2 separate regions of the Homo sapiens genome follow, and region 2 is linked to region 1. A link is an interaction called in ENCODE POLR2A ChIA-PET data of the cell type or tissue named here. Cell type or tissue: endothelial cell of umbilical vein. All regions are shown on one strand.

What was found. Peaks named below come from ENCODE experiments on the same cell type or tissue, not always from the same donor. Only the 100,000 strongest peaks of a DNase experiment are listed, where the experiment ranks them.
Region 2: POLR2A ChIA-PET joins it to region 1 with 6 read pairs; 3 of 35 experiments call an interaction of 5 or more read pairs at or near these places.

The regions. Positions count from the first base shown.
Region 1 is chr16:14,548,258-14,550,757 of GRCh38, forward strand. The region is part of intron 21 of PARN (poly(A)-specific ribonuclease); the gene reads right to left. LOC107984865 (a long non-coding RNA gene) reads right to left here. Exons shown (of 2, transcript XR_001752089.3): 1 at 1-2,500. Among named protein-coding and RNA genes, the nearest start is that of PARN, 81 kb to the right of the region's middle. In endothelial cell of umbilical vein, no CTCF peak of the experiment used is centred here; a DNase peak (open chromatin) is centred at 1,184; H3K27ac peaks cover 296 bases.
Region 2 is chr16:13,935,524-13,938,023 of GRCh38, forward strand. It overlaps ERCC4 (ERCC excision repair 4, endonuclease catalytic subunit), which reads left to right. Exons shown (of 11, transcript NM_005236.3): 8 at 1-220; 9 at 2,243-2,335. Among named protein-coding and RNA genes, the nearest start is that of ERCC4, 17 kb to the left of the region's middle. In endothelial cell of umbilical vein, a CTCF peak has its summit at 83; no DNase peak of the experiment used is centred here.

The DNA.
Region 1 (2,500 bases):
AAAAATTAATAGGATTTGCAGCACATCAGATACCCTGGGTCCTTCTTATCATTAGAATCACCATTATAAAGAACAAATTTCACACCGTCTTTCAGTGAAACATCTGCATAATTTTAGAAATCACAGCTAAAGAGCAGAGACATTAGTTACATCCATCACATGCAAAAAGGCATTTCCAAGTCACAATACTATGAATATCATTTATGCAATTCAATAAATATTCAACATTTACTTACTAATGTCAGACACTACCACTTTACGCACTAAAAACGCAATGGTGACTGAGACATGGTCCCTACTCTCAAAGAGTTTACAGTCTATCTGTGAAAACAATATAATAAGGTATACAAGATGCTATGAAAGCACAGAGAATGAGGTTCAATACCCTACAAAGAGAGCCAGAGAAAACATCAGAGGCCGGGTGCAGTGGCTCATGCCTATAATCCCAGAACTTTGGGAGGCTGAGATAGGCGGATCACTTGAGGCCAGGGGTTCGAAATCGGCCTGGCCAACATAGCAAAACCCTGTCTCTACAAAAAATACAAAAATTAGCCAGTGTGGTGGTGCATGCTTGTAATCTCAGCTATTTGGGAGGCTGAGTCACAAGAATTGCCTGAACCCAGGAGGTGGAGGCTGCAGTGAGTCGAGTTTGTGCCACCCCACTCTCGCCTGGGCAAAAGAAATGACCCTGTCTCAGAAAAGGAAGAGGGGAGGGAAGAAGAGGGGAAGGGAGAGGGGGGAAGGTGGGGAGGGGAGGGGAAGGAAACATTGGAGAAACTGATGTTGAAGCTGAGATAAGGCAGGAAGGAGGGCATAGTCAGGTTCTGGTGGGAGGTGATGACTGCATAAAAGATGGCTTCTTCTGGCAAAGGAAATGTTGTCAGAGGCACAGCATGCTCAAATTGCCAAGTATTTTGTTAAGAGTTGTCTTTTGCATAAGAAAAGAGACTATACCGGAAAATTAAACTTTACTAGCAAAGCTGCATATATCAAGAGAACAGTGATCTACTTAACCTAGGAGGAAAAAAGGTAAAATATCACAATTTCATCTTGGCCTATTCCCCATATTCCCTATTCAAACACACATTTATTTCCTCATGCTGCAGTGTGTGTCAGGTATGAGAGAGGACTCAGGGCCAAACAAGAGGGACCCAACACTGCCCTCAGGAAACCAATGCAATGAGCAATCAGACAATAGAGTGCTTCTATGGCTACACATGATTCTGAAATGTAGCTCCCTGATTAGAGTTACCACGGAATAAAATACTTAGCTTAAAAGCTACTGTTTTAAGAATTGTCCAGTAGTAAAGAAGAGAGCAACTGTTATTTGACATCAGATATGGTGGTATAACAGGAATTTTAAAAGAAACTTTGACATCCCATACACACAAGCAAGGAATCATGCTTGTATTTTCAAATAAATGCTACTAACTCATGTTTTACAGATTTCAAAGCACTCTTACACACTGTTCACAGCAAGGGAGGCCAAGCAGCTATTTTAATAATTACCTACCACGGGTCAAGCACTGATTGTGTAGTATGGGGCTCTTTGCTGGCAACTTAATATCCATGATCTCATTTCATCCTCACAACAATCATGCCAAGTAACTATTATCTCCCTCTTAAACAAACACGGAACCTGTGGCTCGGAAGGTTTACATAACCTGCCCAAAGACACATGGCTGACAAGTGGTGGAGCCAAAGTTAGTCCCCGTGTCAGTCTGTGAAAACTCCTTTTATCGGGCTGCACAGCTTCAATGTCACCGAGTGTGGCTAGCAAAGGAGCTGAAGAGTGTACAGTGAGCAGAGGAAGCTGAATTAGACTGCAGGTCAGGACTTTGAACTCAGTCTTCTTGCAGCCACACTGAAGCCTCACTGTAACTGTAACCTCAAGGTCCCCACCCCCACCTAAAGTTATCTTGAGCTTTCTAATAATTCAATCCCTCTGGATTCTCTCTAAACCATCTTTCTAAGGATAGTGGGGAAATGGATCACAGAAAAAATCTCTATGCAAAAATTAAAATATTTAACAAGCAACATCAATCACACCCTGCATCCACCACTATCCCTGGTGTCTGATGCTCCTGAGTACATTCCACCCTGAAATCTGCTATTAAAGAACCACAGTAAAAGCTCAAAGCCATGCCAAGGTTCATTTACTTAATCTCATGGAATCCTTACAATAACACTAAAGTCCATACTATTATGCGCAGTTTACAGAGATAAGCAGAAGTTCATCAAGGTTAAATAAGGCACCCAAAGTCACACAACTGTTAAGTGATGCTGCAGTATGATTCCAAAAGCCTAAGCTTTTCCCCTCTACAGCATGGCCTGGATTCCTGCAACAGTCAGATAATGAAAGAAAAATGCCAAAATACTGTGATCTGAATTTGTATATTTGCAGAAATTTTCATATATAATTACTCACCAGTTCTACTATCAGAATTATAGTTTTACTGTGCGGCATTTTGTTAAAGTAAAAAACAAACACATCACTTAA
Region 2 (2,500 bases), 610 kb before region 1:
ATGAAGAATTTGATGTAAATTTGTCATCGGATGCTGCTTTCGGAATCCTGAAAGAACCCCTCACTATCATCCATCCGCTTCTGGGTTGCAGCGACCCCTATGCTCTGACAAGGGTACTACATGAAGTGGAGCCAAGATACGTGGTTCTTTATGACGCAGAGCTAACCTTTGTTCGGCAGCTTGAAATTTACAGGGCGAGTAGGCCTGGGAAACCTCTGAGGCAAGTTATAAAGAATCACAGCTTTCAGTTGCACAGTTCTTTAGGATTTAACCCAGAAACTATACCAGTTGCATGTTAGTTTTCTTTAATATCCGTTACGATGCTGCTTATGTTTATGAAACCTTATTTTGCTTCCTGATGAATCTGGGAAGTTGGATAGGAAGGATGTCAAGTATCACAGCAGAACAACAAACCAAGGGGACTGCTCTTGTTCTCGTTACGTGCTGCTGTGCGTTCTCTCCTTTATTCTTTGGGTATTGGTTTGCATCGTATGGGGTACTGTATCTGAAAAAGTCTGGGAAATGCATAATATTCTAATTTCTAACAAAAGTTAATATAACTGTGACTCGGCTAAGTAATTTTAATCTTCTAAAATATCTTTCCTATAAATTTTAAGAAATGACTCTAAATTACATCCATATAAAACTAAAGTGTTGGGGGAATTACTGTACCAGGTTTTCTTGAGTTTCAAGATATATCAGATGAAACATCTACAGAAATATCAGATGAGAAAATGATGCCTCCCAAAGAAGATAGTGTTCTGGCTTTCCAATTATCTGAGGGGAAATAAACAGCAAAATTAATATCCTGAACTCAGTCTGAACCAAAAACGGAGCCAAAAGAAACCTTCCCCTAGCATTTTAACTAACACAGCCTTTCAGAGTAGAGATGAATGGAGGAGCTGGATCAGAAATAATGCAGGATGAAGAGATTAGATGAGGCTGGTAAAATAATTATAGGCTGGTAAATTTTTTGTACCGTGCTGTTGATCAACTTTGTAGATAGCTTATGTACACCAAGCTTCTTTCTTGCCTGAGAACAGAATAGTGTGGTATTTGGGAGCAAAATGTTAGAATCAGAAGGGACCTGGGAGTTCAACCACTTACTCTATCAACGGGAAACTGAGGCCCAGAAATGGTGACTGAGTTGGCCTTGGCCACATGACACATCCGTGGGAGAGCTGAGTCTCTTGACTCATCACCCAATGATCTTTTCTCTGTTTACACTTCAAAGAATTATCATCTAGGAAGATAACAGCTAAAAGAAAAACCAAGGCTCAAAAAGGAAAATAGCTTTGACTGAAGGTGAAGCAAAGGGACAGAGGAGGTGCTTAATTCAGCTCTCTTAGCAACAAACAAGATGGAAAAGCAGGCCTTTTTTTTTTTTCCTTTTTTTTTTTTTCTTTGAGGCAGTGTCTTGCCCAGATGCCCAGACTGGAGTGCAGTGTTGCAATCATGGCTCACTGCAGCCTCAACACCTCCCCCTTTCCCTGACTCACGTGATTCTCCCACATCAGCCCCAAGTGGCTGGGACTACAGGCATGTGCCACCATGCTCAACTAATTTTTTTTTTTTTTTTGTAGAGATGGGGTCTCAGTATATTACCCAGGCTGATCTTCTGAGCTCAAATGATCCTCCCACCTCAGCCCCCCAAAGTGCTGGGATTACAGGTGTGAGCCACCGTGCCCAGCCTAAAAACCAGGACTTTTCTAAGAGAAAGTAGATCAAATTATTCTTTGAGATGCCTGATGTAATCCATACGTCTTCCATGCCCATGTATTTATATAAAATGTGTGACCGCTGTATTCTGTTAAGACATGAATTAAAAAAAACGTTCATAGGCTGGTTTTCATAACTACTGTCCAACTTTTTAAATGATTGTTTGGCTGAGGTACAAAGAAAGAATTGGAGAAGCCTCTAAAATTTGTGTGTTTTTCTGTTTGTTTATAGTTATGAGGAGAGAATTATTCTATCCCTCTAGTTATATTTCAGTGTTTACCTAAACTCGTTTCTTCCTTTTGGCAAAAGAAAATAAAAAATGCCCTGTGTGGTAACGAGACCTTTAACAGGTGGGGTTTAGGCAGCTTAATTTGAGCTAGTGTGTGATAAATGAAACCTTTGATTCTTAGTCAAATATTTGTTATTTGAGCGCTCTAGGTTGCTGATTTCACATGTTCTGCTGTTCCTTTCAGGGATTAAAAATGCTGTTTTTCCAACCTAAAAGTTCTGTCTTAACATGCAGGGTTTACTTTCTTATATACGGAGGTTCAACTGAGGAACAACGCTATCTCACTGCTTTGCGGAAAGAAAAGGAAGCTTTTGAAAAACTCATAAGGTAATACATAGAAAATCAGTATGAAAGCCCCAACTACATTGGAAACCTCTGGATGGGGGAATATCAGATAGTCCTGCTCAGGAAGGATAGGGCAAGGAAGACGTTGGAGAGGATCACATTGAGATAAACCTGTGGTCTGAATTGTCCTCCAGTGTAGATCTCAGC